Linked DNA regions of Homo sapiens: all the other regions are linked to region 3. A link is a loop called in an ENCODE intact Hi-C map of the cell type or tissue named here. Cell type or tissue: GM12878. All regions are shown on one strand.

The links. A loop is a pair of places that touch in the nucleus more often than their neighbours do. Peaks named below come from ENCODE experiments on the same cell type or tissue, not always from the same donor. Only the 100,000 strongest peaks of a DNase experiment are listed, where the experiment ranks them.
Region 1: it touches region 3 in a loop (3-fold over the local background); 7 of 110 quality-filtered maps call a loop at or near these places.
Region 2: it touches region 3 in a loop (4-fold over the local background); 10 of 110 quality-filtered maps call a loop at or near these places.

What each region holds. Positions count from the first base shown.
Region 1 is chr2:215,724,793-215,732,792 of GRCh38, reverse strand. The region is part of intron 5 of LINC00607 (long intergenic non-protein coding RNA 607); the gene reads left to right. It also overlaps the pseudogene LOC124906139. Among named protein-coding and RNA genes, the nearest start is that of LINC01614, 11 kb to the right of the region's middle. In GM12878, no CTCF peak of the experiment used is centred here; DNase peaks (open chromatin) are centred at 3,972 and 4,482.
Region 2 is chr2:215,808,346-215,816,345 of GRCh38, reverse strand. The region is part of intron 1 of LINC00607 (long intergenic non-protein coding RNA 607); the gene reads left to right. Among named protein-coding and RNA genes, the nearest start is that of LINC00607, 31 kb to the left of the region's middle. In GM12878, no CTCF peak of the experiment used is centred here; a DNase peak (open chromatin) is centred at 4,575; H3K4me3 peaks cover 1,419 bases; H3K27ac peaks cover 1,240 bases.
Region 3 is chr2:215,915,804-215,923,803 of GRCh38, reverse strand. No RefSeq gene overlaps it. Among named protein-coding and RNA genes, the nearest start is that of LINC00607, 76 kb to the right of the region's middle. RefSeq lists enhancers at 603-1,243, 1,244-1,883. In GM12878, a CTCF peak has its summit at 3,474 (motif pointing right); DNase peaks (open chromatin) are centred at 3,510 and 5,593; H3K4me3 peaks cover 622 bases; H3K27ac peaks cover 1,024 bases.

The DNA of each region.
Region 1 (8,000 bases), 190 kb after region 3:
TTGACAAAGCCAGGCTTTCTCTGAGGCTCTCCCTTGTCCAATTTAGGAAAAATTAACTGAGAGTTTGACACCGTTAAGGGCCTAAAGAAACACTTACTACCTATTCTCTCTGAGGGCTGCCACCTGTGAGGTTTCCTCTACATAAGGAGACCACCTTTACTAGCCAGGCTTCCTCTCTATTCCTCCCATAACCTGGTCTTGCCATCATAACCTGATTTACCATCAAAACGTGTTTTGGGCCATTCTCTGAGCCCCTGTTATTTCTGTAACTTCAAGATGGTATAAAAGCATCAAGCATCTTGCTTTTCAGATCTCTGTATGTCTCCTGTACATGCTAATACACTTGTATGCCTTTCTCCTATTAACCTGCCTTTTGGCAATGTTAAAGCTCTTTTAGAATTTGTCTAGCAGGCAAATAAATAAATAAAATAAAATAAATAATATGCCTTTTTCTAGTTGATTTTTCAGTAAAACTTCTAAAGGGAAGTTTTCTCTTGGCTCCTATGCACACCATCTTTCATCTTGCTTACTTTCCACCTTTTATGTTTTTTTACATTTAAAAAAGTCTCTCCATGCTACATTCAAAGTAATATGCCAGGATTTTTCTTCCAGTTAGCTAATTTTCTCTTCATCAGAGTCCAGTCTGTTATTTAACCAATCCATTAATTTTTCAGGTTTTATCTTTTATTTGCAGATTTCCATTTGGTTCTTTTAAAAATTGTGTGTGTTCTTTTGTCATAATGTCTTATTCTTTCATTATGAATTTTATTCCTTCTTTAATCTCTTTAGTCATTTTAATATTTCTTTCATACTAGCTTCCAGATAATATAAAATTATTTGAAACTGGACATGGTGGCATGTACCTGTACTCTCAGCTACTTGGGAGATGAGGTGGGACGATCTCTTGGGCTCAGGAAGTCAAGGCTGAAGTGGGCTATGGTCACACCACTGTACTTCCAGCCCTGGGTGGCAGAGTGAGACTCCATCTCTAAAAATATAATAAAAATAAAATAAATAAAATAATTTGGAAATGATATCTGCTTTTCTATGGCAGAGACCTTTGGATTCTGAGAGAGCTTTGGATCCTCACTCATGTTGGATCTTTACCTCATATACTATATAATTAAAAAAAAATTATAACCCGATCTTTAGCAAATTTTTTTCCTCTGTGGTAATCCCTGTGGTAATTCCTGTGGAATATCCTTCTAGAGATGTTTTGGATTTTCTTCTTCAAGGAGCCCTGGGCAACCAGCTCAGGAGCAACATCTATGTCAGTCTCAAACTGGGGAAATCCCATATCACAAGGAAAGTGCAAATTCAGCTTCCAAGCCTAGGATTGGCATGGCCATGGGGCTTCATTTTCTCGTGGGAAACTTTCCTTTCCCACCCTGCTCTTAGGGCTGAGGCAAGCCTCTTTGCTGTTTCCCTGGTGGGTAGGTGGACTTTGTCCAGTTCCTTTATACTGAGGTTGTAGCGCTGTAGGACTCTAGCTTGATCTAGAGGTCTCAGCCGCCACTGTCCTCTTTGCATGGCCCACTCTTGTATCTTGTCCTAGTGTAGATGGGAGGGCCTATTTCCCAGCATCATCTGAGCCCCTCTGCTTTTCCCACCCCAAGGCCACTGCTGCATCCATTTGGACATCCTCTGCCTTTCTGGAACCTGGTCATTTCCGTATTCTTGGAATTCTTCATTATTTCTCATGAGCTTAGCTGGGCATTTAAAAACAAATTCTTTTTTATCCTGTTTTACTCAGCATTTCTAGATATTTGTAGCTGAAGTCATTCTACTTTAGCTTGGCTGGACATGTTGACAGAACTCATTTTTTTCCTATGGAAAAATGCAACATATTGTACATACTATAGGTTTTTTATTTAACAGCTACATAAGTTGATATAGAGAGTTGAGATGTGTTTACACAGTGCTCAACTGTGTAATTAAGTAACTTACACAAAAAATATCTGCTTAATAGAATGTTTGGTACGAAAGACCTAAAGCCTTTTTTTAATTAGTCTTTTTCCTTTTAAGCTTTTAAAAACTTATTTGAAAAATATTCTGTATTCTGTGGACATATTTAAATTATCTCACTAGCATGTGACTATAGACTTCATGGAGAAAAATTCCTAGTGGTTAGATAACACTCATATTGCTATATATGGAGGGATAAGTAAATTGTTGAGTATGTAAAAAGTATCACATGGAAACACCGACTAACCAACAGGTATGTATTTTAAAATTCCCTCCACAAACAGATTCTAGAAGTTGCTACTGACCTCTTCAGAACAAAAAGGGTCAGGGAAAGGCTGGATAAGGAGAAAGACAAAATTCTCAACTGTATCACACTGGTATAGTGAGTCAGGACTAATCACAGGCAGAACACCCTCAGGTTAGGGGTTAGAATGGCTATTCCTCATCTTCTGGCTACTTGGTATTCATTCCACCTTCTTACTCTCTTTTTTTTTTTTTCTTTTTTAGACAGGGTCTTGCTCTGTTGCCCAGGGCTCAAGTGATCCTTTTGTCTCAGCCTCCCGAGTAGCTAAGACTATGGGCTTGTGTCACCACGCTCAGCTATTTTTTTTTTTTTTCTAGAGACAGGATATTGTTATGTTGCCCAGGCTGGTCTGGAATTCCTGTCCTCAAGGTATACTTTCACCTTGGCCTCCCAAATTGCTGGGATTACTGGCATGAGCCACTATGCCCAACCCATTCTACCCTCTTTGATAAAAGCACCAATTTCCTTTGAGGAAACCATTCTCCACGAACCTGTGTAGCTTCCGTGGGACTGTAATTGAAGGGGTGTGATTGTCTCTGGATAATTCCAGATTGGTCATTTTATCCTGGGAATTTGAAGCTTGAGCTGAGTGAAAAAGATCAGAAAAATGATCAAAGAGGCACTTCCTATCAGTTCTATCTGGATTCCAAGAGCTGCCCTCTTTTTCTGGGTTGGGGAGGCACAGATTTTTTTGAGCTCTATTTCCAGCTTTATCTTTTATTTAGTGGTCTAGAGGCCATTCCTTAATTTGGACTTTATGTTTTACGCACACACTATCTTTCTCTGATAATATTCATACAAGAATTTCTGTTTTAACTTAAGCCAGCCAGAATCAGTCTCTGTTCTTGGTCACCAAGCAGCCCTTGGGGTGCTTTTCTTTACACACAAAATATATTTCTGATGAAAATAGCTTTTGATAAATTGTCATTTTAAAACTCACTATTTAAGTGAAACCAATGGTGAAATAAGTATAAAACAATCACCTTTGTATGTCCATTTTGGAAATCAGTTATTTTCACATTTTAAGTTGTCTTCAAGTGAGTTTTACCTGAATTGTGCTTTTATTTATTTATTTATTTATTTGTTTGTTTGTTTGTTTGTTTTTATTTATTTATCGAGATGGAGCCTCACTCTGTCACCCAGGTTGGAGCGTAGGGGCGCAATCTCAGCTTACTGCAACCGCCACTTCCTGGGTTCAAGCAATTCTCATGCCTCAGCCTCTCGAGTAGCTGGGATTACAAAAAAGTACCATCATGCCCCATAAATTTTTGTATTTTTAGTAGAGATAGGGTTTCACCAAGTTGGCCAGGCTGGCCTCAGGTGATCCACTTGCTTTGGCCTCCCAGAGTGCGGGGATTACAGGTGTGAGCCTGGCCTGATTGTGCTTTTAATGAATATAGTTGATTATGCCGTGGCTGTGACATAACTTGACTTGGGGCCTCTCTAACCCTGCATAGTCAATTATGGTATGCATATGAGGCTCCACTGTGTATACAAAGCAAAGATATTATCTTATTATTAAGCTTGTATGGACAAGACTTAATAGGAGTTGTGTGCAGGCGGGTCAAGCACCTCTTGTGGCCACACATTTGCTGAGTGGAAACAGCAGATTTGGCTTAAGTTCCCTTTTTTGAACTTTCATAATTAAGAAAGGACTCTCAGTGTTTTATCATTTTGAAATTGCAATGTGTAATAGGAACTAATGAATCACTTTGCCATTATGAAAACCGAAGTAAAATTAGAATGTTGTTTTGCAAAAGCACATTGGCAGTTGTTCTGCTCAGAGTTGTGTAAGTTAATCTATGTGTGGCAGTTCCATGAGCCTTCAAATATATCTACACCCTGACTTCTGGCCTCTGTGGTTTGGATCAGCATGTTCTTCCTGTTGAAGTGCCCCCTCCACTGAGACTTTGCCTGCTCAAGTTCTACTCATCTCCTAAGGCCAAACCAAACATTACCTTCCCCTGAAACCTTGCTGAATTTCACCCAGCAGAATTAGTCATTCCATCATTTTATCCTTTCTTCATCCCATTGAAGATCCTATCGCCTCATCTAATAGATTGTGGCATGTTGGAGAAGTGGGAGAGGGCACTGGCTCAATGCTTTATGCAGACTCAATACCTGTAGTCAAATTAGCTTATCTCCTTAGGTACTGAACACCCTGCTCCCTCACTGAACAGAAAACCCCTTTAATACATTTCTCAGATGATCTAATACATGCAGCATTGTCAAGAGACCACAATTATTTGCAGAAGGACTTCAATAATGCACATGGGGGAAACCAACATATCCTCATTGCCTTGTTTATTTGTTTCAATTTAAATGCTATCAAATGCTTCACACTTTGAACACTCTGAATTGGGGAGATTCAGCAATGCTTTTTAGGGATAAATCCCTTCTACTGAGGAAAAAGAACTTCAATTTACCAATCAGATAGGAGAGAGATGTTTCATTAGTTTTCTTCTTTCCTGACCTAAAACCACATCTGTGCCAATTTGGAGTTAGCCATGCTCTTGCTCATCTCTGGGTAAATAGGAGTTTGAACAGTGGCCTTCATGAGTCCCTGTGGCTCACATGATCCAGTGTAGAGGCCACTCCTTAATTTGGACTGTAAGTTTTATGCACACACTATCTTTCTCTGGCCACCACTCTTTGTATTTCTGTCTGCTCAGAATGTTCTACCTTTAGTTCTTTGCCTAGCCAAATTCTGCTCATCCTTTGAGACCCTACTGCTACTCCACCACTAACTTTAAAAAAATACTTTGAGTGCCTTTTAGTAGCCAGGGAGACAAGGCAGATAAGAACCTGCATTGAAGAGTTTACATCCCAGTAAGGGAGACAGATAAGTAAAAATAAGTAAGATAATCACCAACTGTGGCAGATTTTCTGAAAGAAATGCACAGTGTAGTATGACAGCATGCCTGGGAGCAGGATTTTTTCAGGAAGGTTGTATTGAAAGGCCTCTCAGAGGAGGTGATATTGGAGGTTAGCCCCAAAAGGGAAGGTTTTTTGATCCTTCTAACTGTGTTCAGCACCCCTTCTTGGTGCTTTTATTATCTCTCTTGTTTCTTAACACATCACATTGTTAGCCACATCTATGTATTGCAGTGGTGCCTGGTGAATGTCTAACAAAAAGCCCAAATTTATAGTGTTTGCCAATTTCTGTGGTGTAAATACTCTCACTCTCACCATGGCTGATTTCAAGCTACTAACTTGATGTCAATGAAGTGGAATTGAGAAGAGATGCAGAGAATTGGCTCTTGGGAGCCAATGAGACCCAGCTTAAGCCAGCTTCAGCATGTCACTGTGCCTGTCTCTCCCACCAGGCTGTTTACTCTCTTTGAGGTAGTAGTAAATATTTAACGAATCAATGAATTTACCCATGTACAGGTACCTACTCAATCTAAATCCATTGTTTTTAGTGTTATTATTATTAACCATAGACTCCAAAGATGACACATGAATGGGAGTAAGAGTTATGTAACTATTGTATGTGCTTTTTTGAAATTCAATGATAAAAATATTTATGAAGCCATCAGCATTCTTTACAATATTGGTTCTTCTCATCAAAGGTTTGAACAAATTAGGAAAGGAAAGAAGAAAGATTTATCTTTATAAGTATACCACATACATCAGTATCAAGGCAAATAATATGTTGGAAAATAAAAATAAATTTAGAAAGGTTATACATTCTACTCAGACAAAGGAAATCAAAAGCTGTATTTCAGACCTTGTAATGAGCAAAAAAATTTGGCTGTAACCTAACCATCATTGTTTCTCAACAAAATGTGGGGGACATGATTTTATTTTCTGGGCATACCTTAATATGCTTTATGTAGAACCTAAAACATATCCTTATACATAAAACACATGAAAACATAAGCTAGTGAGTTTTTATGATTCTTTATCTTAGTGGTTATTTCCATAGACTTTGACACAGAAAAATGGTAGAGGAAAGACTTTTAAAAATACATATCTAAGAAAGATTCAAAATGTTTAAAACCAGAATGATTTATAAATGATTCCCCAGACTGATCTAAACACATTAGAATGTTCTCTGGGTATTTGACACGGTTGAAGCTACCCCTTCCCTCCATTTCTAGTATAGATGGCTTGCATCATGCACTCCTCGTTAGCTGAAATTTTATACTTAAAAAGCATAGGAGATTAAAGAGCTTCAACCTTTTTGTTATTCTTCCCATTGAGAGTTGAATTCAGTGGTTACACATGAATAAAAACTGGAGCAGAGAGACATTTTTCCTTCCCTTCCTTCCTTCCTTCCTTCCTTCCCTCCTCCCTCCCTCCCTCTCTGCCTTCCTTCCCTCCCTCCCTCTCTCTCTACCTTCCTTCCCTCCCTCCCTCCCCTCTCCCTGTCCCCACCTTTCTTTCTTTTCTTTTTTTTGCTTTTTTTTTTTTTCTTCATTCTTGTGGTAGAATGAATAAATGGCCCTGAGGATGTTTATGTCCTAATGCCTGGAACCTGCAAATATGTTACCTTCCAAAGTAAAAAGGATTTTGTAGATGTGATTAAACTAAAGGTCTTGAGATGTGGAGATTATCTTGCGTTATCAGGTGGACTAATGTAATCATAGGATTCTCATAAGAGCAGGCAAGAGGGTCAGAAGATAGGGAGAAGATGTAAGAACAGAGGCAGAGGTCAGAGAGGAGAAAAGATACTACACTGCTGGTTTTGAAGTTGGAGGAAGGGGCCAGGGGAATGTGTGCAGCACCTTGTAAACTTAACAAGGTGAAGAAATAGGTTCTCCCCTGGAGTCTCCAAGAAGAAGAAATGCAGCCTTATATATAGATTTTGGAATTCTGACCTCTAGGACTGTATATAATAAATGCGTGTTGTTTTAAGGCACTAATGTTGTGGAAATATGTTAAAGCAGCAATAGGAACAATCTCATCAAAAAGTGGGCTAAGGACATGAATAGACAGTTCTCAAAATGTCCAACAAACATGAAAAAATGCTCAACATCACTAATGATCAGGGAAAAGCAAATTAAAACCACAATGAGATACCACCTTACTCCTGCAAGAATGACCATAATAAAAAAATCAAAAAACAGTAGATGTTGGCATGGATGCAGCTATCAGGGAACATTTCTACACTGCTGTGGGGAATGCAAACTAGTGCAGCCGCTATGGAAAACAGGGTGGAGATCTTTTAAAGAACTAAAAGTAGAACTCCCATTTGATCCAGCAATCCCACTACTGGGTGTCTACCCAGAGGAAAAGAAGTCATGATTTGAAAAAGATACTTGCACATATGTGTTTATAGCAGCACAATTCACAATTGCAAAATGGTTACTAACCCAGATGCCCATCAGTCAACAAGTGGAGAAAGAAACTATGGCATATATATACAATGGAATACTACACAGCCATAACAAGGAATGAATTAACAGTATTTGCAATGACCTGGATGAGATTGGAGACTATTATTCTAAGTAAAGTATCGCAGGAATGGAAAACCAAACATTGTATGTTCTCACTGATATGTGGAGCTAAGCTATGAGGACACAAAGGCGTAAGAATGATACGATGGACTTTGGGAACTTGGGGGGAAGAGTGGGAGAGGGGCTAAAAGGGATAAAAGACAACATATATGGTGCAGTATATACTGCTCGGGCGATGGGTGCACCAGGATCTCACTAATGACCACTAAAGAACTTACTCATGTAACCAAATACCACTTGTGCCCTAATAACTTATGGAAAAAAAATAA
Region 2 (8,000 bases), 110 kb after region 3:
GTCTCCAGGGCTTAACTTCCCCTTGGCATAATAAATTCAGAGGGTCCTAAAATTTATTTTCATTTCAATTTCACCCATTTCTTTAAAATCTTTTGGAGAAAGCATTGCAGAAGAATCATGTATTTAGGTCATGTATGTAGGTCAAAATCCCACATTGCTAGGAAGGCTCATTCCTAGGAAGTCATGTCCCATGAGGGGGAAAGTTGGAAAGGACCAAAGCTGAATTATAAAGCAAACACGAGAGAAATGGTCCTGAAACCTGATTCAGGCTGCATGACTGCCTCTTCAATCAAAGAAATTCTTTGAGCGACCATTATTCCAGACTTTTCAGTTGTGCATTGGTTCAATTGCAAACAAATGCAGTAACAGCAGTGTAGACAAAAACAGGACCAAACACCACAAATAATTATAATTACTAGAATAAGTAACAAGTTTTGCCACCAAGTTTCTCAGATCTGAAGCAGCTGCTTAGGCAATCATTTGGAAAGGGCCTTTGATCTGAAAAGTCAGTTATTTGGGTTTTCATATCAGCCATTAATTTAGTGATGTTACCTGATTCATCAGGGATTTGGACACAACACTCAGTTTCTACGTTAGCACAAGCTCCCCCTTGGGCTGCAGCAAGTGTGTCTAAAGCCATACAGTTCTGTAATACAGCCTTTCTCACAAGAGTAACTTCATTGTTTAATAATGAAATACCCATATGGCTATCATTTAGGGCCTTTATGTATCATTGTTAGGGCCTCTACACACCAAATGACATCCTCAATACCCAGCTGTAGTATGAAGATGAACGCTAATAAATGGTCATACCCGTGAAACATAGAACAAACCCAATGAGATTGCGAATGAGGAAAATTGGCAGGTTTTAGCAGAGTATGAACTACTCAACCCTGTGCCCAAGCATATCCCGAGGAATGTCGCCTAACCATCTTGGGGGTAACTGTGACCATAAGTTAGTGCCACAAAGCCCAGATGTTCCATTTGGAACTAACCAATGAATACCTGGTGGTTGTGCCCATTAGGTGGCATGCCAATCAGTACTCTGTCTCTAGTGCTATTGGGACAGGTATGTTTGGTATAATTTCTCTGTTCCAAAAATAAGGTGACAAGCTGACTGAGCTGGCCAAAGAAGGGGGCAAGCCAGATAAAACCATCCCAAATTTGTGTTGTATCATTCTAAAATTGACTTGTCTCAACTCTCAATTGGGGCAGTCTGGTTGTTTCATCTCTCAGGAGGGACAGTACCAGCATGAAAGCTAATGGACTAGTTTCTTTTACCGAGAAGCTCTTACTATGATCTTTATTCCGTAAAGTATTATTAATAGGCCAGTGATGTACATTATCCTTAGTCCTACTAGTGTCAAACATCGATGACTATTTTTGAGAAACACAGATATATTTCTGATATTCTATCCAATCTTTTCCTGGGAGATACCCATCATAATTGGCCAAAACTACTAGAAAGGGCATGAGACCACATACTCAACAAGGATATTTTTGAAAGCTTTTAGCATAGTCTTGGGCACTTTGCAAAGAGAAGTTTGCTTCAAGGGCAACAGCTGGTGATAGCAGAACCAAGACATGAGAACTAAGAATAAAAAGAAGTTTAGTGGGAGCTTGTAAAGGAAAATCTTCATCATCTATTTATTAACGAATGTTAATATTAAGCATTTGTTCAGATATAGACCTGGTCTGAAGCCTTGGGTTTTAGCTGTCTACATCAGATATCATCTTCTTTTCGACCTGGCATTAACTTGAGCTGAGAGTCATCTTCCGGGGAAACATTCCACTCAGGAGATACAGCCTTTTTTGATGAGAAACATGGATCTAGGAGTCTATTTTTTCTCATTTAACAGCACGAGGTTTAGTAAGGGACACTTTGGAAGGGCCCTTCTACTTCGGTCAGAAACAGTCTTTTAAAATATGTCATTTCCAATAAACAAAATTCCCTGGTTAAAGACTGTGAGTCTTTAATTCTTCATTTCCTGAGAGGTCTCTAATAATCTTTTACTAGATTATAATTTTTAGTTAATTGTTTCATAAGGTAATAACAATAAGGGAACATGTCTCCCTTTACAATTAAGGAGTTACAATTCCATGGGGACAGATTCATAGGTTTGCCAGTTATAGCAACAACTGACATTTTCTAAATGAGACTGATCTTAGGTTAAGAAAAACCAATGGAAGAGACTTTGGCCATGGAATCTTTAAAACTTCTGTTATTTTTGCCAATTGAATCTTAATTATTCAATTTGTATGCTCCACCAATCTAAATGATTGGGGATGACACGCACAATGAAAGTGTTGGAGGAGAGGCCAACTTTTACATACTGACTGAATTTTCTGTCTGGTAAAATGAGTACCTCTGTCACTGTGGAGTTTTAAGGGAGCTCCCCAAGTCAGAATAATCTTTCCTGAAAGAATTTTACTTACTGCTAAGGCAGTCAGTCAGTCACTCTTCTACATGGATAGACTTCTAATCAATGAGAAAACATGCAAATAATCACTAGAACATAATGGTATCCTTGCAGTGGTGGCAGCTGAATAGAATCTAATTGTCGTACTTCATAGGGGCCTTCAGTTAAAGGCAAATGTCCTCGGGAACTGTGTAAAGGTTTCCCTAGATTATATTTTGAGCAGATACATGGCAGTGATTGTATACCTTGTGAGCTATAATCAGAGATGGTTTTTGAAAGTATTGTTTTCCCCAAGCAACCATTTCATCAAGGCTCCAATGAGTTGAATCACGTCTATAGGTTAAAAATGACGACTGTAATTCAGCAGGAAGCATAGGTAAATTATTTGGCCCACACCACACCTCATCTTTGGGAGAGTATGTTCTCCTTTTCGTCTTCCAATTTTCCTGTTCAGCTTCTGGAGCTCTGTACTTAGCTCATTTTTTGTCAAATTCAGGTGCTTCTTTAAAAGTTAATATAGGTTACTTTTCTTGTTTAGATGCATTTAGTGCAGCTCTTTTTGCTGCCTTATCAGCTAGCTGATTTCCTTTGCTTTCTGGAGTATCTGATTTGGGGTGATCTGGGATTTTAATAATGGGCAGTGATCTTGGTATAATAATAAGCCTTCTAGCAATTGTGAAATAAGGTGTCCAATTTTTACAGACTGGTCAGAAGTGGTTAAAAACCTTCTTTGTTTCCATAGCATTCCAAAATCATGAGCAACTCCAAAAGCAGATCTGCTGCTTGCATGAATATTAGCAGTTATTCCTTTTGCCAGTTGACAGGCCCTGATTAATGCTACCAGTTCTGCTTGTTGAGTGAATGTGGCTCCTGGAAGGCAATCACTTTCTATTTCTCCCATTAAAGATACTATAGCATAACCTGCACAATAAGTCCCAGATTCATCCTTTAAGTTAGATCCATCTGTAAACCAAACAACATCAGTGCTAGGAAGGGGAGTCTCCTGGAGGTCTGTCTGGGAGAGAGAAGCGGTTGGTTAAGATTTTGCAATCTTGTGCCCTCTCATCTGAAGCCAGAGGTAGAAGAGTGACAGGGTTTAGATGATTGGACCTAGAGATTGTAATGTGAAGGACAGAATTAGGGGGATGCTGACCTTTAACAGTCATCTATATCCTTAATCCCCTAGAAGTTCGCCTGTTCAATACATCGGTTCTACTTGCTTCTGGAGTCTCAATTACCTGAGCTCACCACAGCCTAACATTTGTTGCATATTAAAGCAGTTGTCTTTAATTCAGAAGTGGTTTTGGAGAGCTTTATGTCTTCTTCCTATAGGGAAAGAACTTTGTCAGAGCCTCTCTTGAAAAGGTCTAAGTACCATTGGAAGTAACTCTCCCAATTATTGTTTAATTTTAGAGCTGTTTTTCTAGTTGTGTGTGTAAATAAACTAATTTAGGTATTTCAAAAGTATCTCATTTTGGCCATTGTAGTTTGGTGTCTTCACGGGTTAAGACTATTTCTCTAGATATTGACAGGAGGTGGCCCCATAAGTATTGCCTAGGAATCCAACTGGAGTTTCCATAGGTTGATCTCTCCTTTCAGAAGGAAGATGTGGTTTTACATAGATAACTGCCCATAAATTAAGTTCTTTTTAAGCTGAAAGTGAAAGATGTTTTGGATGTGGTGTGCTGCCCAATGAGGATTACTCCTCAAGGTGTCACCTACGAGTTGCTTCTCCCCTCTTACACATCTTGGCAAAACCCATGAGTCCTGGGTGCTTAAGGCACAGGGAGAGCAGCCTTTCATGGGGCCCCCTGGGTTAAGCAAGATTCCCCCTGTGTTCTTCTTTGAGGATTGCCTATGGGACCATTGCACATCACAAGCAATGAGCTCAAACACTCCCACAGGAACCTAGTTGCCTAAGGTACATTTTGTCCAGGAAGAATAGTGTCCCTTATCTTCAGGATTTATCTTCATTCTGATTAAAAGCTTTTCCCTGGCTTTGGCCACTCAGAAGGGACTTTAGATATGTCAAATGAACCCAGCTTCCAAGTTTAGCCAGTTTTTTTTTTTTTTAATTACAAACTTTGCTTAAACCACAAAAAAATTCACTTCCTCTTTTCAGAGAGAGAAATGGTTTCCTTTCCTGACCATAGTGCGAATGAGAGCAAAGGCTGCACAAACTCTAATGCATAGTTCAACAAACAACTGTTAACCTAAATCTATAGGACAGGCACAGTAGCTCATGCCTGTAATCCCAGCACTTTGAGAGGATCACTTGAGGCTAAGTATTGGAGATGAGCCTGGGCAACATAATGAGACCCTGTCTCTACAGAAAGTAAGTTAGCCAGGCATGGTGGCCCTGCACCTACAGTCCCAGCTTCTCCTGAGGATGAGGTGGGAGGATTCTTTGAGCCTAGGAGTTTGAGGCTGCGGTGAGCCATGAGTGCACCACTGCACTCCAGCCTGTGCAACAGAGCAAGACTCTGTCTATAAAAAAAAGCAAGACTCTGTCTATAAAAACAAAACAAAACACAAAATAAACAAAACAAAACCTGCAAAGAGCAGAATCTCTAGAGAACAAAACCCAAAACCTTACCTGAAAAGCAGAGCTTTAATTCCAGCTCTATTGAGCGTGGAATTAGGTGGCTTGAATAAGGTCTGAATATCAACAAAAATCAGGGAGATTTGAACTTGAAGAGGAACCTCACCAGAGACTCCTCCTGGCTCTAGTGAGGTCGAGTGAACAAAAGTCATTCATGCTAATACCAGTGCCCTGACTGTTGTTGGTGAAATGGTGGGGATCACTGGCGGCTTGCTTTGGGTCCCATCTGGGTCACCAAAATGTCATCCTAAAATAATCAAAAGGGTCAAAATCTAGTTTAAAGTGTTCAAATGCAAAGTCTGAAGATAGCCACCTAGGAAGCACAGATTTCAAAGAATGGAAGTGAGTGTTCTGAAGTGTCGAATTAGTTTATCTTTGGCCAGTGGCAACCTATTCAAGTTGTCTTTTGAATCTTTTGAGCAATCTCAGTAATCTCTGAGAGCCTCCTCGTTGTCTAGTATGACAAAATGTTCTAGGCTCATCCTCTACTTTTCCTTTCTCAGACTTGGAATCAGCCATTTTTTCTTTTTCTTTTTTTCTTTTCCTTTTTTTTTTTTTTTTTTTTTTGAGACAGAGTCTCGCTCTGTCACTCAGGTTGGAGTGCAGTGGCAAGATCTTGGCTCACTGCAACCTCCACCTCCCAGGTTCAAGAGATTCTCCTGCCTCAGCCTCCTGAGTAGCTGGGATTACAGGTGCGCACCACCACGCCCGCTAATTTTTGTATTTTTAGTAGAGATGGGGGTTTCACCATGTTGGTCAGGCTGGTCTTGAACTCCTGACCTCGAGGAGGGTGATCCACCCACCTCGGCCTCCTAAAGTGCTGGGATTACAGGTGCATGATTGCTTTGATTTGGAAATGATGACTAGAAACAGCAATATGAGAATTAAGACTCCTCATTGCTCTTAGGTTGATCTTTTCAGAGGATAGAGGTAGGAAATATATATATATTTTTAAATAAAATACATCATGAATTTATATATATTCAAATATAGAATAGGACTTTTAACTCAATCTTCTGCATCTTACGTTTGTATTTCCTTTCTCTCATGACAAAAATCCTGGTTTCTGATGGCACCAAGACAATTACTTATTTGCTTAATCTCACAATGCACACGACAGTCTCAGAATAACAATACCTACCACTAGCTGCAGTGATTTGATAATTTTAAGATTTATTTGCAGTTCTTTTTGTCCACAGAGTATATCTCAATAGAAATTTATAGTCAGTTTACAATGTTTCAAAGTCATTTGGAATAGTTCCTCTATGTGGTTTTGCCATCCATCTGATACACAGTTGTATTTACTTGACTAATTTTGCTCTCAATTGTTAAGTATCTGATTTTGTTATGTTTAATTTTGTTTTATAATTATGCAAAGTATTTACACTGTACCAAATTCAAATATACAAAACAAGGTATATTCATAGAAGTATTGCTTTGACCCTGTCCCTTCTTTTTTTTTTTTTTCCCTCACTCTGTCACCCAGGCTGGAGTACAGTGGCATGATCTCAGGTCACTGCAACCTCCTTCTCCTGGGTTCAAGCGATTCTTGTGCCCCAGCCTCCCGAGTAGCTGGGATTACAGGCATGCACCAGCACGCCCAGATGGGAAACTCCTTGTCTACTAAAAAAATACAAAAAAAGGGGTCTCCCCATGTTGGCCAGGCTGGTCTTGAACTCCTGACCTCACTTGTTTTACCCACTTCGGCCTCCCAAAGTGCTGGGATTATAGGCATGAGCCACTGTGCCTGGCCCTGCTCCTTCTATATAATTCCTTCTTTCATCATAGATAACCATTTAAAGAACTGTATATGTTAAGCCTTCCCTGCCTTTAAAAAATTTAAGGACTTGTCTGAAGATGACTCCATGGTAATATAGAGATAATTCTCATTTCTTTTTTGTAGCAGGCTTGTACTCCATTGTATGGCTGTATCCTGATTTATTCTTTATTGAATCCATTCTCCATTATGGATATTTGGATTGCTTCCAAGTTCTTTATTATTATTAATGGTGTTGCAATGCATGGCCTTGTGCATCTTCTTATAGTTTTGCCAATGTATCTTTTGAATAGATTACTCAACATGGTGTCGCTGAGTAAATATCTAGCAAGGTATCAGCAAATCTTCCTCTGGAAGAGAGGTGAAATTTTGCATTCCCACCAGCAGAGCAAAAGTGCTTGCTTCCCCACAGTCTGGTCAACTGTTTATGTGATCAAACTTTTGGATTTTTCCCATCCAGTGATAATTGAGAACTAGAATCTCAGAGAAGTGTAAAATTATACTTCTCTTACTATTAGCACTGTTGAGCTTTTTGTAGGTCACTTGAATTTGCTTATCAATTGTTTCTTAGTTTCGTTTTACAATAGAGTGTTATCGGTCTTTTCTTCTCAAATTCTAAAAGCTCTGTTTATGTGAAGAATAATCGCTTTGGGTGACGTAAGTGGCACATATTTTCCCCAGTTTGTCATTTGTCCCCTTTTTACATTACTTATGACACTTTTCACATATAAAGGTTTCTAACTTTATTTTATTTTTTACATCGTCAATTGTATCAGTCCTTTCTCTTTTTACTTCTGGATTTTGAGTCATGATTAGGAACATTTTTCCAAGTGTCATGTAATAAAGCAATTCACTCATGTTTCATGTAGTATTTGTATGGTTTCATTTTATTACATTCCTGATACACTTGGAATTTATCTTGTTTTATGGTGTGAGAAATGGATCCATTTCCTCCTTTTAAAGTATAGCTATCTATCTGTTAATAGTTGTCCTAATACTACTCACTTAAATGTTCATCTTTTTCCCACTAATTTGAGGTGCTGACTTTATTATATGTTAAATTTTCCTATGCAGTTGTATTCATGCAGGGCTTTCTGTTCTACTGAAAGTATCACTAAGGGTTATGACGGAAGTTTGAATTCTAGTTAAATGAATAAGCAGGTCCTGTGTTGCCCAGAGCACAGGAGAAGAGGTATAAAGT
Region 3 (8,000 bases):
AGTGCCAGTTTCTGGCTATTTGGAACTACTGTCGAGTTTGTACTGGGGTCAAGCGGCATTGCAGAAGAAAATAAGGCATTTAGGTTTTAGGTCAGGTGTGAGTTGAAGAGGTTTTAAGTTTTTGAGAACAGAGGCCAAGGGAGTAGAAGGAGGAATGGAGGGTGGAAGGTTGCCCATAGTGAAGGAAGCAAGCCTAGAGAAAAGAGAGAGTAGAGAAATGGTGGGAAGGGGTTCGGGGGTTCTTACCTTCCAGAAAAGTGGGAAAAGGGGTTGGGGCACAGAGATAAGAGGTCGGGGTGCAGAAATAAGGGATTGGGGCGCGGAGACATAAGAGGTTGGGGCGCGGAAACAGGATTGGGGCACAGAGATACAAGGTTGGGGCACGGAAATAAGGGATTGGGGCACAGAGATAAGAGGTTGGGGTGTGGAAATAAGGGATTGGGGGTTCTTGCCCCATAGAAAAGCGGGACTTGCCGCTAAGGGTGAAGGAGAAGGGGTTGAGGGGTACTTGCCCCTCTCCCAGAAAAGCAGAGAAGGGGTAGAGACAAGGAGAGAAGGGGTTGGGGTACTTGCCCCTTCCCCAGAAAAGCAGGACTTGCCGCTAAGGGTGAAGGACCAAGGCAGGCGTCCTTGCGTGGTCTGACACCCTTGAAACATGAGTGTATAATCAGAGAGGCTTCTCTGCAATGATTAAACACCAAGGGAAGGCTGCCTTCCTAGTCTGTGACCGGCGCCGGAGTTTTTGGTCCACGGATAAAACGTGTCCGTGTCTCCTTTGTCTCTCCCAGAAAATGAAAGGAATTGAAATTAAGAGAAGGGAGAGATTGAAGAGTGGGAAGGAGAAAGTGGTTGAGGGACAGTGAGAGAGGTTGGAGAAGAGAGTAAGAAGAGGCCGCTTACCTGATTTAAAATTGGTGAGATATTCCTTGGGCTGGTCGGTCTGAGGACCTGAGGTCATAGGTGGATCTTTGTCATGGAGCAAAGAACAGGAGTACAGGTGAATGATCTCCCAAGGGAGGTCCCCCGATCCGAGTCACGGCACCAGATTTCGTGCACGTCTGTGTGAAGAGACCACCAAACAGGCTTTGTGTGAGCAACATGGCTGTTTATTTCACCTGGGTGCAGGCGGGCTGAGTCCAAAAAGAGAGTCAGTGAAGGGAGATAATGGTGGGGCCGTTTTATAGGATTTGGGTAGGTAAAGGAAAATTACAGTCAAAGTGGGTTTGTTCTCTGGCAGGCAGGAGTGGGGGTCACAAGGTGCTCAGTGGGGGTGCTTTTTGAGCCAGGATGAGCCAGGAAAAGGACTTTCACAAGGTAATGTCATCAGTTAAGGCAAGGACCGGCCATTTACACTTCTTTTGTGGTGGAATGTCATCAGTTAAGGTGAGGCAGGGCATATTCACTTCTTTTGTGATTCTTCAGTTACTTCAGGCCATCTGGGCGTATATACGTGCAAGTCACAGGGGATGCGATGGCTTGGCTTGGGCTCAGAGGCCTGACACCAAGTAAGATTTATTTCATCAAGCTTTTCCTAGGAGTAAATAAGATCATGCTAAGCACCGTCCTGGTGTATAGTAATTTCTCAATAATGGAGGTTTATTATTATTTTTATGTAGCCACCTCTTCATGGGCTATAGCTTATTCAACTCAACATAAATTCATTCCTCTCTGGCCAGTCTGGCCATCTGCCAAGTCTGGTGATTCACTCTCCATCAAAAACACATGGAGGTCAGCAATGTGGCTCATGCTTGCAATCCCAGTGTTTTGGAAAGCTGAGGCGGAAGGATCAATTGAGCCCAGGAGTTCGAGACCAGCCAGAGCACCACAGTGAGACCTCATCTCTACAAAAAATTTAAAAAATAACTGAGTGTGGTGGCATGTGCCTGTGGTTCCAGCTACTCAGGAGGCTGAGATGGCAGGATTGCTTGGGCCTGGGAGGTCGAGGGTGCGGTGAGCCATGACTGCGCTACTGCACTCCAGCCTGAGTGATAGACGGAGACCTGTCTCAAAAAAAAAAAAAAAAAACACCAAAAAACAAAAAACAACACCACCAACAACAAAAAAAACAAAAAAAAACAAGCAACACCACCAACAAAAAACAAAAACAAACAACACCACCAACAAAAAACAAAAAAAAACACCACCACCAACAACAAAAAACAAAAAAAAACAAACAACATCACCAACAACAAAAAACAAAAAAAAACAAACAACACCACCAACAAAAAACAAACAACACCACCAACAACAAAAAACAAAAAACAACACCAACAACAACAAAAAACAAAAAAAAACACCACCAACAACAAAAAACAAAAAAAAACAACACCACCAACAACAAAAAACAAAAAAAAAACACCACCACCAACAACAAAAAACAAAAAAAACCCAACACATGGATAATAAGACATGCTTCATAGGTTACTATAGATGTTAAATTAGATAAGAACTGTAAAGGATTTAGCATAAAATACATCATCAGTCAATGATAGCTATGACTGCCCCTTTGTTAAGAATGTATCTTTTTTTTTTTTTTTTTTTTTTACTGTAAGTTCTGGGATGCATGTGCAGAACGTGCAGGTTTGTTACATAAGTATACATGTGCCATGGTGGTTTGCTGCACCCATCAACCCGTCATCTACATTAGGTATTTCTTCTAATGCTATCCCTCCCCTAGCCCCCACACTCCCCGACAGGCCCCGGTGTGCGATGCCCTCTGCCCTGTGTCCGTGTGTTCTCATTGTTCAACTCCCACTTATGAGTGATAACATGCAGTGTTTGGTTTTCTGTTCTTGTGTTAGTTTGCTGAGAATGATGGTTTCCAGCTTCATCCATGTCTCTGCAAGAAACGTATCTTTGGAATGTCTACTATGAATTGCTGTTCTAGTCATGGGAATGCAGCAGTGAATAGAATGAGGTTTCTACCCTTGAGGAATCCACATTATCACCATCATTGTTATTATTGCCAATCTGGTCTGTGCTTTTAGGAACAAAAGGGAAAGGAGAACTAGGCATGTCTCAGGTGATGCCTAAGTAGGAACATTGGCTGTATTTCTACTTTACCCAGAAAAGCAGACTCAGAGCTTTGGTCTTTTTTCCCCTCATAGGAACAGACAAACAAAAATTCCAAAAGAATTTGAGCTGTTAGGATCACAGCCTGTTGACTCTTCCCTTGGACTTTCCCATAGTCCTTGCCTGGGTCCCTGAAGAGTCCCACTGTTCAGTCAAGGCTGTCTGCTCACAGACTACAGTGAGGAATTCTGCTCCATGTGTACTGTTTTAAGTTGAATTGCCTGCAAACTTAAAAATTATTATTGATGTTCTCAACTGTTTACTAGTGTGGCAGCGACTATGATTTGTGCTTTAATATTGTTTTCAAAGCCCATTTACTTTGTAAGTTCAATTCTAAAGTGCTCAGAGGGATTCCCAAGTGGCAGACGCTAATGGATGGCTGTGCTGGATGGCTCGTCAGAAGATGGCAGTAGAGACACGTGTATGCAGACCCGGATCTCTTAGGCAGGGTTTGTCATACTGCACAGTATTCAAAAAACAAATTTATTGTTGCTCTTGTTTGGTTTTTCATGTAGGCCTCATAGATAATCCACTTAGGTGCTTCTTCTAGAGCCCTGAGAGGTCCGCATCCTTCCAGTAACAGGACATTTTAAGGGATCCATTTGTAAAAGTGAACAAGATTGTTTGCAGATAGGGTCTTCCATCCCTTCACAATTGCTCAGTAAATTGTTGCTGATTGACTTGTGGTAGTAGATTAAAAGTGATTAACAAGAAGCAAAGTGATGGTTCCTGCCTTGCAGGTTTTTAATAGGTTTTAAGCTTATTCATAGGTTTGTGAACAATCCAGAACATTGAATGAAAAAGGACTGGCAAGAAGAGGATGGACATGAAAGTAGATTTTATTAGATTACAGATATTAAGATTCTTGTCCTGGATCATTTTTGTCATCTCTGCAAGGACGATCAGAGCAGAGCCCTGCTGCCCTTGCAGGAAAGAAAAGCCTCTGCAGCTTCTTTCCAGCGTCTTTGAGAAAATTTTTATGTCGCACGATCTGCTGACTGCCACTTGGTGCCCTGTATGGATTTTCTAGAGAGTTTGATGGGCAAGAAGAAAATATGCAGACGCTTCAGAATCCATGACACACGTCTATTTTCCAGCGTTGGCTCTGCCATAACCCAAAGAGAGGTTTCAAAAACAGAATGAAAGCATGCACTACTATAATAAAGTGGAATGTTAGGGGAGAAAAAAGAGGGTAGTGGAGAACATATGGTTCTACTGCATGAAATGCTGAGTGTCTCTTGCACAGGCATTTGCATGCAGGGCCAGATACGTAATGTGCAGGGCCCAGGGCAAAAGGAAAATATGGGGCCTCTCATGCAAAATTATTGAGAATTTCAAGATAGTGAAGCAGAGGATTACATCAAGTACAGGAACTGTTCTGAGTATGGGACCCTGCTCATGTGCATAGGTTTCACCCCTATGAAGCCGGCAGTGTGTTTGTGTGTGTGTGTGTGTGTGAGAGAGAGAGATGGAAACAGAGACATACACAAATATACACATGAGAGAGGGAGGAGCTTTCTTAACGTTCTGTTTTTACTGCTTTACATTTTAAGGCAGAGATTCTCAACCTTTGCACTAACTACATCTTGGAACAGATAAATCTTAGTTGTGGGGGTCATCATGTGCCTCACAGGGTGCTCAGCCTTCTCCTTCTTATTTACCCACTACATGCCAGCAACACCTCCCAGTGCCAGTTTTGACCATCAAAAATATCTTCAGACACTTGCCACATGTTTCTTTGTGGGGCAAAATCACCCTGGTTGAGAATAACTAAGATAAGATTTCCCACATTCCCAAAGAGAGCTTAATGGCCTTTCTTTCTTTCTTTCTTTCTTTCTTTCTTTCTTTCTTTCTTTCTTTCTTTCTTTCTTTCTTTCTTTCTTTCTTTTTCTCTTTCTTTCTTTCTTTCTTTCTTTTTCTTTCTTTCTTTCTTTCTTCTTTCTTTTTTTCCTTACCCAAGCATGAATAAAATATGAAAGACTCGAGCCCAGTGGGTGCAAAATACCGACTATCCATACAAGGCTCATCTGGTTTGGGGTGAAGGCCCATCCCGGTTCTTCATATGCGCACCTTGTTCTGGCTGCCTTGGGTGAATATGCATTTCACAGATTGTCTGTTCTCTGAGCCCTGAAAATGTATCCTTTAATCTTCAACTCAGAAAACCCCTTGACTCTGGAATGAGACACCAAAGGCCTTCCAGTGACAGGCTGGGAGAGAGCTGTTTGGATTGCTAATTTGTTTTCACTCTTTAGTCTGTTTTTCCTTCGTGCTGATGTTCCTCTTTAGACCTTGAGTATGAATAATTCTGCATAGCCTGAGGGGAGAAGCAGGAGGCCTGCTTGTAGAGTTGTTTGTACTGTAACGAAATAGAAAGTTTAAAAGCTTACTGAGCCTGAGCAGTTGAAAAGGGAGGGAGGTCTAGTAAGCACTTTCAAAATTACTCATAAAACATGACAAATTCTGGATGTCTCTTGGTGGTCAGGGAAATGAATTGCCCATTTCACTTAACAAAGGCACCCCCAAGCAGAACAGCTCCCCGAATGTCCAAGGCAGAGAAAAGTCCAAAGGCAGAGAGGTCCAATGAAGAATGCTCATCAAGATAGCCTTCCTAACTCTGTATTTCATGGAACTGTGAACTTGAAAGCCAAAGTAAGCCCTGACATTTTCTGGCTTGTGAGTAGTAACTTGATAGCTACTGTGTGAGATATCTCACTTCTCCTATTTCATATTCAGAGGGGTTCTGGTCTGGAGATGGTTGGACTTATTAAAACTTAATGACTCCTGGCTAACACACGGTGAAACCCCGTCTCTACTAAAAATATAAAAAAATTAGCCGGGCGTGGTGGCGGGCGCCTGTAGTCCCAGCTACTCGGGAGGCTGAGGCAGGAGAATGGCGTGAACCTGGGAGGCGGAGCTTGCAGTGAGCCCTGATGGCACCACTGCACTCCAGCCTGGGCGACAGAGCGAGACTCCATCTCAAAAACAAAAACAAAAAAACAAAAACTTAATGAGAAAAACTTTAAGGACCTTACGCTTGAGTGCTTTGCTGAAACTTTAGTTGCGTTAACTAGCCACAGGCTGGACGTCTCCTGCAGAACAGTTGTCCTGAAAATGTACAGGTTTATTATGTGCTGCATGGCTACATTGTATTATAAATACTCATTTATGTGAAAGTGACCCTTTCAAACTGTGAGCTCTTTGAGGTCTATGAATTCCCAGCAAATAAAACAATGCCTACCCTATAGTAAATGCTCAATTAATGACCTGAACTCATTTCAAGCCATAAAATAGATGAGATGAAAGAGTGGGGATCAGTTAAAAACATCCTCATTAGTTCGCACCACTGCACTCCAGCCTGGGCAACAGAGCGAGACCCTGTCTCAAAACAAACAAACAAACAAAAAACATTCTCATTAATGGAAGGACAAATTAGCAACCTGTCATTTTAATAAAAGATGAAAGGCAATACAGAGTGGCAGAATAGAGTTTTAACTGCTCTTCCTCCCCTTTCACCGAAGGGATCTTTGACTACTGGAAATAGCATAACACACTCGAATTTTGGACTGATGGATCACGAATACTAGCACTGGGAAGATTTATTTAATTTTTGTAGCTGTAATATGCTGAGGGAACAAAAGAATTAAAATATTCTCCTCTTCTCCTTTCAGATAGAATTGGCTGCCTAAGAATCTGCCCTAAGTGTTACAGGAAAGGGGTCCCGACCTGTACCCCAAGAGAAGGTTCTTGGATCTCGTGCAAGAAAGAATTCAGGGTGAGTCCATAGAGTTAAGTGAAAGCAAGTTTATTAGGAAAGTAAAGGAATAAAGAATGGCTACTCCATAGAGCAGCCTCGAGGGCTGCTGGTTGCCCATTTTTATGGTTATTTCTTGATGATATGCTAAACAAGGGGTGGATTATTCATGCCATATAGGCATGTAGATAACCAGTAGTGATACAAACAGTTCTTTGTCCATAGACATGCAAGTAAATTTTGTTTTCTGTAAATACACCATTGGTATTTCTCCATAACCTATTTTAGACCACATAGGGTAACTTCCTGAAGTTGCCATGGCATTTGTAAACTGTCATTGTAAACTGTCATGCGCTGGTGGGAGTGTAGCAGTGAGGACAACCAGAGGCCTCTCTCTTGGTTTTGGTGGGTTTTGAGGTCTCTCTCCCTCTTGGTTTTGGTGGGTTTTGCCAGCTTCTTTACTGCAACCTGTTTTTATCAGCAAGGTCTTTATACCCTGTATATTGTGCTGACCTGCTATCTCATCCTGTGACTTAAGAATGCCTTAACTGTCTGGGAATGCAGCCCAGTAGGTCTCAGCCTCATTTTACCCACCTCCTATTCAAGATGGAGTTATACTGGTTGAAATACCTCTGACATAAGGGTAAATGGCTAAAAAGACTGAGAAGACTTTAGGAGTGGAAGTGAGGAGAGAACAAGGTAGAGACCAGACAGGAGGGGTTCTTTGACCGCCTGAGGTGGACTCCATGGATTCTTCAATGAGGAAAGTAAAGAACAATTTTGTACTGTTCTCTGGGTTTTATAATTTCCAAAATAGAATAGAATCACAAATCTCAAATATAAAATCAATACACATTAGAGATTTTATTTAAATCATTAATTAATGAAAGAACTAGTAAGATGTTACAACTAGTTCAAAGGAAAATTTAAAGAACCAGCAAACGACGTTGCAATAAATTTACAAATAGATGCAAAACTGTCTCATTCCACAGTGGGGGAGGAAAACCAATGGTGTATTTTCAGAGAACAAAATTGACTTGCATGTTTATGGACAAAGAACTGTTTGTGTCACTACCAATTATCCACAACTTAAAGAGTTGTAAAACACTGAAAGTCAAGGAAAGGCACAGAGGCCTCATAGAATCACATAACTTGAAATGATGTATTTAGACAATGT